Regions from separate parts of the Homo sapiens genome. Here region 2 is linked to region 1. A link is a contact called in ENCODE Hi-C or POLR2A ChIA-PET data. All regions are on one chromosome and are shown on one strand. Each heading gives the region's core, a stretch centred on a gene start or an enhancer-like site at or near the end of the contact. The rest is flanking DNA. Distances are from core to core; before and after follow the strand shown.

Evidence for each region. Hi-C counts contacts between places; a loop is a spot of excess contacts on that map. ChIA-PET counts read pairs that join two places held with the same protein, here RNA polymerase II (POLR2A). Pooled maps may share reads with other maps.
Region 2: a map with no recorded cell type shows a loop between it and region 1 (2.4-fold over the local background). The contact joins two enhancer-like sites. A Hi-C loop is called at or near these places in 2 of 37 single-sample maps with no recorded cell type and 2 of 50 pooled maps. POLR2A ChIA-PET finds 5 or more read pairs at or near these places in 1 of 52 experiments (activated CD4-positive, alpha-beta T cell).

Annotation. Positions count from the first base shown.
Region 1 is chr11:8,600,283-8,605,971 of GRCh38, forward strand. No RefSeq gene overlaps it. Among named protein-coding and RNA genes, the nearest start is that of STK33, 8.9 kb to the left of the region's middle. RefSeq lists an enhancer at 3,584-4,085. Within about 2 kb of position 3,932, at least 4 of the 41 ENCODE cell types and tissues checked have a DNase peak (open chromatin) inside an H3K27ac peak, as active enhancers do.
Region 2 is chr11:9,071,940-9,078,115 of GRCh38, forward strand. SCUBE2 (signal peptide, CUB domain and EGF like domain containing 2) reads right to left here. Exons shown (of 23, transcript NM_001367977.2): 4 at 2,542-2,676. Among named protein-coding and RNA genes, the nearest start is that of MIR5691, 15 kb to the right of the region's middle. Within about 2 kb of position 4,877, at least 2 of the 41 ENCODE cell types and tissues checked have a DNase peak (open chromatin) inside an H3K27ac peak, as active enhancers do.

The sequences.
Region 1 (5,689 bases), core at 2,682-5,181:
CCTGTAATCCCAGAGCTTTGGGAGATCAAGGTGGGAGGATTGCTTGAGGCCAGGAGTTTCCGACCAGCCTGGGCAACATAGCAAGACTCCATCTCTACAAAAAAAATTTTACATTAGCTGATGCACATGCAGATCATGGTGTGCATCTGTAGGCCCAGCTACCTGAGAGGCTGAGGTGGGAGGATCATTTGAGCTCAGGAGTTTGAGGCTGCAGTGAGCTATGATGGCGCCACTGCACTCCAGCCTGAGCAACAGAGCAAGATCCTGTCTCTCTAAAAAAAAAAAAAAAAGGTGAAGTGTATATCTCAATTTAAAAAGTAAAAACAACTAAATAATGCTTCATATTTTACAGATTCTAAAACCACTTTTTTTTTCACTTTTTAACTTCTTAGAAATTGGGCTGCCTCTCACTGATTACATATTACTATTGCTGTTAGCCAGGTAGCAGTCCTGATATTGTGGCATAAAAACCTTTTGTTGGCACCTTCCTGAAGAACCAAGAAATTACCTACATTTATGTGCCTTCGTTTTAATAAAATACAGGTACTACTAACCCACCTAATAATATCACCAATTCCATGCCAGGCACTGTCCCAAATGCTTTATGTATTTTAATTTAATTCTCACAATAACTCCGTGAGGTGGGTACTGATGAAGAAACAGAAGTACAGTCTACAGGATTGACTTGTCCAAGACCACATGGCTAGTATGTGTGAGTCCCATCCGGGCTGTCTGGTCCAGGGGCTGCGCTCCTGACCATTGGCATCACTGCCTCCCTTACCTGTAACATGCTGTGAGTGCAAGTCAGCCTTAAACAGCCTTTAAGGTTCCCGGAGCAAAGTGGGCCAAGAGAGTAACTAAAGCTAATAGTCTTGCGACGGTTTCATGATAAAAACACTATTCACTTGGAAGTTTGATTCATATGTCGAAACATTGTTTGGCTATGTCTAAGGAATTTCACGGTGGAGAACTTCGTTTACTGAGCACAGATAAAAGGGAGTAATCTTTTTCTGCTTTGCTTACACATGAGTAAAGGGAGCTGGAGCCTTAGTCTAGACCCTCATCATTTTTCCACCAGTTGACAGCAGAGACTACCTCCCTGTCCTGTGAGAAGAGCTGAGTGAGGGGCAAGCCCAGCCAGGCTCAAGCATGGGAATAGATGGACGAAGTCCCTTTTACTCACATGTGAAGGATATAGACACAGAGGGAAAGCCACCAGAAGTCATCCCAGGAAAGAATGCAGGGCCACATCTGGGGCAAACGTTCTACCGCCCTGTCACTGACATCCAATGTTGATAATTTAATGCAAAGTAGATCACAGGAAGATTGGAAGGACTCCTGAAGTTTCGTGGTGTCTGGCATGCCCAGGCTCATGAGAGAAGATGGATTGTGCCACCTCCAAGAAACTGTAAGCAGAGGGAAAAGATAGTGAAGCCCTTCCTGTCCCCATACCGCCAAGGCTCTTAACACACCCAGTCCTGCTGAGTCCCCTCAGATACCAGGTGCCTGTTCAGAATGGTCGGGGAAACCCAGCTGGAGCCTGACTGCTTCCAGTGGCCTCAGTTCCTTGAGGGCAGAGTGGGGGTGAAGTCTGGACTCAGAGGCCTCCACTGCCTCTGCACATCCTCTTATGAAACCTTCAGTGGCATTTTCCAGCCATAGACAATAGTGGCTCCTCCCCTCCAGCTTAGGCCTCTAAGCCAAACACAATCCTATCAGAAGAGAAATGATGGAAGCAAAGGAGACAGCGGAAGACACACTCTAACGAGGCAGGACGCTGGCTCTGAATTGTGTAACAGAAAGGGGTGGGCAGAGGAGCTACCTGGGATCACTATTGTTTAATTCTTTTATTCTTCTTAAATTTTTGTTTGGAAATAACTTCAAACTTTTATAGAAAAGTTATGAAAATTAAAATAGTTTTTAAAATGCCCATATATCCTTTGTTTTTTGTTTTATTTTGAGATGGAGTCTCACTGTCGCCCAGGCTGGAGTGCAGTGGTGCGATCTCGGCTCACTGCAACCTCCGCCTCCCGGGTTCACGCCATTTTCCTGCCTCAGCCTGGGACTACAGGCGCCCGCCACTATGCCCAGCCAATTTTTTGTATTTTTAGTAGAGACGGGGGATCACCATGATGGCCAGGCTGGTCTCAAACTCCTGACTTCGTGATTCACCCGCCTCGGCCTCCCAAAGTGCTGGGATTACAGGTGTGAGCCACCATGCCCAGCCTGTTTTTTTGTTTTTTTAAATAGAGACAGAATCTTGCTCTGTCTTTCAGGCTGGAGTACAGTGGCATGATCATGGCTCACTGCAGCCTCAACCTCCTGGGTTCAAGCATGGAGTCCTGTTTTGTTGCCCATGCTGGTCTCAAACTCCTGGGCTAGAGTGAGCCTCCTACCTTGGCCTCCCAAAGCTGTGGAATTAAAAGTGTGAGCCACCCAGGTGGGAGCTAAACATGTGTACACATGGACATATACTGAGTGAAATAATAGATATTAGGGAATACAAAAGGTGGGAGGGGGTGAGGGTTGAAAAACCTATTGGGTACAATGTTCACTATTCAGGTGATGGATACACCAAAGCCCAGACTTCAGCACCACACAATAAATGCATGTAAGAAACCTGCACTTGAGTCCCCTCAATATATTTGAATAAATAATTTAACTTTAAAAGAAAAAAATGTGAGCCACCGTGTCTGCCCCCATATGTCCTTCACCCAGATTCACCTATTAAGATTTTACATCAGCCAGGCACGGTGGCTCACGCCTGTAATCCCAGCACTTTGGGAGGCCGAGGTGGGCAGATCACAAGGTGAAGAGATCGAGACCATCCTGGCCAACATGGTGAAACCCCGTCTTTGCTAAAAATTAGCTGGGTGTGGTGGTGCACACCTGTAGTCCCAGCTACTCAGGAGGCTGAGGCAGGAGAATCACTTGAACCTAGGAGGCAGAGGTTGCAGTGAGCCAAGATCGCGCCACTGCACTCCAGCCTGGCCACAGAGCGAGACTCCATCTCAAAAAAAAAAAAAAGATTTTACACCATTTGCTTTATTAATAGCACTCTCTCTATATATGTGTGTGTGTGTGTATGCATGTTTAATTAAAAAAAGATATACATCTACAGCTTTGTTCTGTACCATTTGTGGGTGAGTTACATACACTAAGGACCTTGACTTCTAAATACTCCAGTGCATATTTTCTAAAAACGAGAATATTCAATTATATAACCACAGTTCAGTTATCAACTTTAGTACATTTAACATTGATACAATAATCTCATCTACTCTCCATATCCCCATTTTGTCAGTTGACCCAAGAATGTCCTTTCTATTACATTTTCCTCACTCCACTACAGGACCCAATATAGGGTCAGGAATTGCATTTAGCTGTCATGTCTCTTTAGCCTCCTTGAACCTGGACATTTTCCTAGCTTTTCTTTGTCTTTAACGACAGGGACATTTTTAAAGAATCCAGTCCCCTATCCCCTGCCTTTACTTAATATAACGTCTTTCATTGTGGGTTTGCCTGATGTTTCTCTGTAATGAGATTCAGGTTCTGCATCCTTGGCAGCAATACTGTATCATGGGTGACATCATGTCCTTCTCACAGCATTACATCTGGGTGCACAGTATGTCCACCTGCCCCTTATTGGTGATGTTATTTTGAGCACATGATCAAGATGTTATGTGATTTCTCCACTGTATAATACTCCAATTGCTGTATATTTTTTCCTCCCTCACAACTTTTCCTGCACAACAATGAGCAGTCAGTGGAGAGACAATTTAGGACTATGCAAATATCCTGCTCCTCATCAAAATTTCCCCCTAGGGTTAGCCCTTAACAAGTTTTCTGACGATCCCTGGGGCTAAATGAGTGCCCCGGCGCCACCTATGGGGCTTGCAGCACACTGCAACACCGGGAATGAACCTCGGACCTCTCTCACTCTGCCACTTGTCTGGAGTCCAGGAACTACTTCAGCCCTAGACATTTTGAAAGATCCTATAGAGACCTGAGTTGCAAGCCTGAGTTCTAGTCCAGACACCGCCAATGACTCATGAGGAATCTTGGACAAGTCTTCTTAAGACTTATGTTCCTAGTGAAATGTAGGGTTGGCTGACAGAGATCTGAGTTATACATTCAAGTAATACTTATTGAGCAACTACAGGCACTGTTCCAGGATCCAAGCAAGACTTCTGCTCTCAGGGAAGCTTACACCCTCTGTGACTCAGACAGTGAGCAAGAACACAAGACGAAGAAAAAGATAAACATACCTCATAGTAAGTGCCATGATGACGATGAAACAGGGCTGTGAGAGAGTGCCTGGGTCCACTTCAGATTGTGTGGTTAGGAAAAGCTCTCTGAGGAGGGGTGCGAGCTAAGATCTAAAGGGTGATTGGAGCCAACCCTGACCTTGAGAAGTTTTGGAGGTAGAGCCTTCCAAGCAGAGGGAAGAGTCAAGGATGACTAGGGGTTTGGTACTTCTTCCATATCTATGGCTCTTTGGGGGTGTGGGGGCAGGGTCAGGAGACTCCCAGGTGTCCCTGAAGCAGAGCAAGAGACGGATAAGAGAGAGGTGTGTTCTCCAGAATAACAGGGAGAAATTCTAGAGGTGTTGACAAATGAAGTGGCTTTTAAAAGATGAGTAAAGATTTTGAAAGGTAGATTATAGAACAGAGAAAGACATTCCACGTAGGAAAGGGGAAGAATGGGAGGCACACAGGAGTCATTGGCTATGGCAATTCTGAAATCCAAGTGGGCAAATATTTTGAGGGCCTCCTAGTCTGGTCGGGAATTATTCATTATTTTCTGATTCAGGTCCCTGGAAGTAGCTCCCTTGCCTGTTGTTCTCCTTATCCCTTGCTTCTGCCCTCAAAGAGGTTCTTCACATTTTAGTGTCCCTGCTGATGTGGGGCTTGAGGCATAAACCTCTTTGGGGGCTGAGCAGCCTTCTCAACTCTTAGGTGTGTTAAGAGCCTGAGCATTCTCTACCATAGATTATTGAAAGCCCAAGAGCCATTTAATGTCTTCAACAGTTATTGTTTTCTGTTAGTCTAGGCTCATCATTCCCCTGGCAATAAAACACTCTAAAAACCTCATTATGGGCCGGGCACAGTGGCTCACACCTGTAATCCCAGCACTTTGGGAGGCCAAGGCAGGCGGATCACCTGAGGTCAGGAGTTTGAGACCAGCCTGGCCAACATGGTGAAAACCCATCTCTACTAAAAATAGAAAAATTAGCCGGGCATGGTGGCAGGCGCCTGTAATCTCAGCTACTCAGGAGGATGAGGCAGGAGAATCGCTTGCGCCCAGGAGGCAGAGGCTGCAGTGAACTGACAGCTTGCCACTGCACTCCAGCCTGGGCGACAGATCAAGACTCCGTCTCAAAACAAACAAACACACCTCAAAACAAACAAACACACCTCATTATGTGTCTATCTATTGGAATGCAGGCAGCATCACTGGCTGAAAGCTATACCTGCAATTATTTTTGAGAACTACAGTAGTTCCACCTTATCCACGGGGGATATGTGCCAAGATCTTCAGTGGATGCCTGAAATCATGGATGGTTCTGAACCCAACATACTGTATACTGTTGTTTCCTATACAAACATACCTATGATGAAGTTTAATACACAAATTAGGCACAGCCAGAAATTAACAGTAACTAATAATAAAATAGAAAAAAACATAA
Region 2 (6,176 bases), core at 3,627-6,126, 470 kb after region 1:
TTCTCTCCAGCCTACCCTCATTATATGGGTGAAAACACACAGTCTCTTTATCACAGCTTTGGAGTCTCTAAGGATAAAAAAAAATAAAATAAAAAATCAGTATCTTGAGCTTTCCCTCAGAGTCAATGATTATGATGCCCTATATTAAAGAACATTTGGTAAATAATTATTAAAAACAACAGCAATAGAAAATACTAGCTTCCTGTGTTACCTTCTTTTAATCACTTTGAAGGTATCCACTGTGGGTTTTGTTTTGTTTTGGTTTGTTTTGTTTGTTTTGTTTTATTGAGGTGGAGTCTCACTCTGTCGCCCAGGCTGGAGTGCAGTGGCACGATGTCAGCTCACTGCAAGCTCCACCTCCCAGGTTCACGCCATTCTCCTGCCTCAGCCTCCTGAGTAGCTGGGACTAGAGGCGCCCACCACCACGCCCGGCTAATTTTTTGTATTTTTAGTAGAGATGGGGTTTCACCGCGTTAGCCAGGATGGTCTCGATCTCCTGACCTCGTGATCTGCCTGCCTCGGCCTCCCAAAGTGCTGGGATTACAGGTGTGAGCCACCACGTCTGGCACCACTGTGGGTTTTTAAGCCTACAGTTTCATAGAGTTTAATGTGCATATCAGAGAGGAAATCCTAGAAGAAAACTTTTTACAGGCTGTTCTATTTGAAGAATCAAAACCCTAGGATGCAAAGGTTCTCCGTTACCAATTGCTATAATCTGTTGGCTGACACTCCCATGAATTTGCCAAGCAATCAGGTTGAAACACAACAGAAAATCACAGAGAGCACTTCCAGACCACAACGCAAATTCTTAGATTTTGGTTTTAGTTCCAGACAAAAATGTTCACTTCAAATACTCTTTAGGGGATCCAAGAATGTCTGAATTGTAGAAAATTTAGAAAACACAGTTTGCAGAAAGGAACTGCATTTGTATTTGCTTCTGGTATGAGGAGCCTGTGTCTCTAATCAGTCCGGGGGCTTGCAGGAGGGGAGAGTGGGGCTGAGCCAGGGCTCTGGAAGTACAGGGATAAGAGGTGATCTTAATCGCTACCAGCTGCTTTGTAACTGGGTGGGACCCAGACCGTGAGGGCTCAAGCGATGGCTTTAACCTGCAGTTCCCACATCCCTCCCCAGCCACCTGCAGAGGAAGCCAAAGTGACTTCCCAGGAAGCAGCTTTGAGCAATCAAAAGGAGAGATGCCCTGAGATTCGGATCACTCTGTGCCACTGGCCTCCTAATTCATTCCCATCTCGAATTTGGCCTACATTGGACAAGAGTGCAGGGCACACCAATGACCCCAGAGAACCTGGCAGGAAAATGAAACCCAACTGCTACTTTATCAAGGGCCACACCTGGCACAAGATAGGAAATCTGCCTGATCAAAGCCAGTATGTGTGACTTCCCCGCCCCAAACGCTGAGAATGAGCAGGCTCTGGGTGATGATAGCCATCAAACCCATTGGCCCCTGGGGGTTCCTCTGACAATTTTTCTTGGTACCCAAACAGGTATTCTAGTTAAGTATAAGGTGTGAGCTGCCATCCTTGGAAAATGAGACAAAAATCATCTTCCATGAAGAAACCCTTGAAAAGTTACCAAGACCAGGATTAAAACAATCTATAAATTTGTGATTAAATAGTAGAAGAAATTAAAATGACCTCATTCTTAAGTAATGGGAAAGAATAAGCAGCACATGGCCAAAGGGGTTAATAGGCTAGTATTTAGGGCACTTCCCCTAAAAATAGGCAGATGCAACTCCAAGAGGAACACAGCCACCAAAATGTGACTCTTTAGCTTAAGAAAGAGCAGGGAAGAGTTAAAAGGATGACATTCAGTTAAAAATAACTGATTGGCCACATGTACTTAATGCCCCTTCCTCTCAAGAATCTACTAAGTAACAGAGGAATGAAAAAAGGTATAAACTCAAAGCAAAGAGAATGAAGAGAAGGACATCAGAAGAGAAGAGTTTCCGGCAAATTTACAGAGGAATGATAAATGGTGACGTAGGCGAAGGAAACCACAGCACGGAAAGTCCAGGGAGGGAGCCCTTCTGCCCCTCGGAGCTCAAAAATGCAAAACATGGAAGGGCCGGATCTAGCTTGGGGCTGAAAACAGGGCACTTCATTGAAAGTCTGCATGGGAAGGATCCAGCCTCCTCCCTACCCACCCAGAGCAGGGAGCAGGCTCATACTGGTGCTGTGGTTTTCAGCACCTTTTTGAAAAACTTGGCAGATCATCCACTATATTGCTCCTGAGACATCTAGTCATGTTTGAAATGTATTCTATGTAAAGATTAGAATCAGAAAATGTGAGAGTTTGAAAGGACCTCAGAGCTCACCCAGTCCAGTGCAACTATTTTGCCAGGTGAGGAAGTTGAAGTTCAAATAACTTGCCCACGGTTACCCGGCAGTGGAGTCTGGACTCGTCCTCAGGCCTCCAGACTTTCTATACCCTGTGCTTCCCCTCTAGAGTCAGTGTGTGTGTGCGCGTGCAAGGGAGAGGGTCTCAGATGTGGCTCTGCCCCCATCCACAGCTGGGCAGAGGTACCTTCCGAGCGGTGAATGCAGGTGTGCTGATTGTCACTCAGGAAAAACCCCTCCTTGCAGCAGCACTCATAGCTCCCCATGACGTTGACACAGGTATGCTGGCAGCCGCCATTGTTCTCCAGGCACTCGTCCACATCTGGAAGGAGAGAGGGATTAGCCTTTGCTTTGGTGACTGTTTCAATGCCCCACCTCACCCAGCAGCTCAGGGGCCCTGCTAAGCAAAGATGAGGTTCCTCTTCACGTCCCTGCACCACAGAAGCTTTCAGAATCAAAGCCGGTAAGGTCCACAGACAACTACCCAGTCCTTACGGGTCTGGGGCTCACTTGGCCAGGACCGCCACATGGACACAAGGTCATCAGCTCAGTAAATATTTGTTGAACATCTTCTCTTTCCACAGCATGGTGCTAGAGGAGACAGCAAAATATAGATAAGGAAGATAAAATTCCTTCCCTTGGCCAGGTGTGGCGGCTCAAGCCTGTAATCCCAGCACTTTGGGAGGCTGAGGCAGGCGGATCACCTGAGGTCAGGAATTCAAGACCAGCCTGGCCAACATGGTGAAACCCCGTCTCTATTAAAAACACAAAAATCAGCTAGGCATGGTGGCACATGCCTGTAATCCCAGCTACTGAGGCAGGAAAATCACTTGGATTTGGGAGGTGGAGGTTGCAGCGAGCCGAGATCATGCCACTGCACTCCAGCCTGGGCCTCAGAGCGAGACGCCATCTAAAAAAAAAAAAAAAAAAAAAATCCTTCTCTCTAGGAGCATGCCCTTCAGCAAGAGACAAATATACAAATGATTCTGATATAAGGTATAAAAGGTGGTACCAAGGAAAGAAATCACATCTGGTCATGGGGTATCGGGATGAATTAAGGATAAGCTAATAAAAGATGGGCCCTTAGGATTGTCCAATTATAAATCAGGAAAGAAGGGATTATAGGTGGAAGAGAGCGTAAGCAGTAGCACAAAGGCTGGGAGGCATGAAGAACATTCAGATACCAGTGGGTCAGCCCATGTGGTTGGAGCATAGGGCACATGAGGGAGGTTACAGGAGATACAGCTGGGAGGACAGACTGGGGTCACACTGTGGGATCCTGAATACCAGGCAATGAAGTGCCTACTTAATTTGGGAAGCAGCTGGGAACCACTAGAGTAGGGGAGAGAGTCTGGCCCTTCACTTTGAGAAATACAAGGCAGCAGCTGAGGGCAGGACAGAGGGAGGGGAAGAATGGGCAGTCTGGGAGTCCAGCTTCACACATGCATCTGCAACAGCCACAGCTAGCGCTAGTGGCGACAGCACTGCGGCTGCCAGGGATGCTGGGAACCAAGCCAGAGAAGAAGACTGGGCGGACAAGGTGCCTGCAGGGCTGGGAGCCTTGTGGGCTATGGGGTGGGCATCATTAGAGGATGGAAAGTTGACACCAAGGCCTTCTGGAAGGGACACATGGAAGGCCAGTGCTGGGTACAGAAATGGGAATGGAGATATGGTTGCCCCTGACCCCCAAGGCAGGCAGGTGATCTGTCTGAAATGCTGAAATGTAGGGCTAGGTCCAGTAGGCAGTGGCAAACCTCAGTGGGGAGCTTGGAAGAGAATCTGGTGGTGTAAGCACAGCTTTGGAAATCATTTATTTGTAGTTGCCTGATAAAGTGGTGGAGCTTGATGAGAGAGCCAAAGGCGGGAGTGTGGGAAGGGAGCAGAAAGGAGACAGCCAGAGGTAGAATCCCGGACCCTGCCAGGGGCAGGGAGGAGGCAGAGGAGATGGCAGGAGTCCCAAGAGCCTCCAGGGAAGGAGCCAGCAGAGAGGTAGGGAGGGAGGAAGCCTTCTGCCACACACTGTCAGGGCGGCCTTAGGGGACCTTCCTCCCACTCTGCCTGTGATACCCTGTGCACAGCTGTATTGCTACACTTACTGACTTGCAGCCTCAAAATCCTTTACTCATCTACCTCTACTAGATTGCAAACTCCTTGAGGACAGAGATTTTTGTTTTAATTAGCACAGCCCTGGAATACAGCAGGCGCTCATTAACTATTCAATGCATGAACAAACAAGCAGGAGAGGATAGCATCACCCGAGCCAGAGAAGAGAAACTTCCAGAGAAGTTTCAGACAACAAAGGCTCAAAGAGAAGGCTGATATAAAAAATCAATTTATTTTCTCCAGTCTAATTTCTCATGTGCTAATCACTAGCTCCTGGGCATATCCATAATAATCATAATAATAAAACCTCACATTTAAATATCTGTTATCTGGTTTCAAGCTTCAGATCTTATAGTCCTCTGTCCTCCCACACTACTGAGCAGATGTCTGACTAAACTGATGGGACTCAAGCCATCCCCTGAAGCCTAACAAACTTGCCCTTGTCTATGCCAAAGGGTGAAGGAAGCACATTCCAGAGGATGAGCCGTGCTGGAACACACCTGGCCTAGGTGTTCCACAGCAAGACTCAAGGTGAGCAGGAGAGGTCTGTCTCCCTGAACACCAACTCCTGGATTGGCTGCGAGTAAAGATGTGCTCCCCTCTGAGCTACCACACCCCCACCCCACGTTTAACCCCCAATTTCTTTTCCCCAAGGCAATCAGAAATGTGTCATTCAGCTAGCTGATGCTCTGTGGTTGGATAAATACAAAAGTGTGTGTCCACGTACGCAAATATCTATCACTAAGCTGGTGAGCTTCTCCAGACCATAAAACAGTGGTTCTCAACCCTGGCTATGTGTCAGAACCCTGAGGCCTGGATGCCACCTCCAGAGATACTGACAGAGCCAGTCTTGGATGAAGTCTAGGTGATGGTTTTTTTTAAGCTTCTCAGGTGATTCCAGTGTGCGGCCAGAGTTAAGAACAACTGCTACAAAGCCAAACAGCTATGATGAGCTCCCAGACACTCCAAAAATAGAAACTGAAGGCAGATGGGGTGAGCTGTATAGAAGAGCTGCCTTTCGTTTTTCAGACTTGCAGGCATTCAGGATCTTGAAGTGCTCTGTGTTTAGTGCCAAAGCTTAGTGGTGTTTGTACCTTGTGTCTTCTAGCTAATATATTTGTGGCTAATGTGTGGTTAGGAGGCTGAGGAGATTGAAGGGGTCATCCCAGAGAACTCAGGAGAAGTTAGGGCTCTGAGCTTCTTTTTTGCCACAAACTGGGTCAGCCCTTTCAAATCTGAATGTTGGGGAAGTGTCTATGTGTGCCGGTCCTACTCTTCCAAATGTACTTCATTTTCTTGTGCCTTCCTTTTAAAGAGTCCTTACCCCATTCAGAAATACTCAGTAGATGCTCAAGGTCTCTCTGCAAGGCAGATCCTTGCTACTGAGTCCACAAAGAGATCCCACAGAGGGGAAATGGAGATACTCTGTGCTGATAATATCTGTGTTATCGGCAAAGGCAAGAAAAGACTCTGCCTTCAGGGTTTCCAAGCAGGCCAATACTCAGAGCCGCCCACCAGCCCTGGCCCAGGTTCCTAGCCCCTGGATGGTTCTTGCTCTTAGGAACCTTATACTACCCCCCGCCACCCCGGGCTGTGGATTACAGCACAACAGTAATGATGAAGTCTGCCATCAGATATGCATCCTCCAAATGCCCTCATTGGCAAGTCAAAGGGAAATTTCCCCCTGAAAATGGAAAAAAAAAAGAGCAACCCATGTGG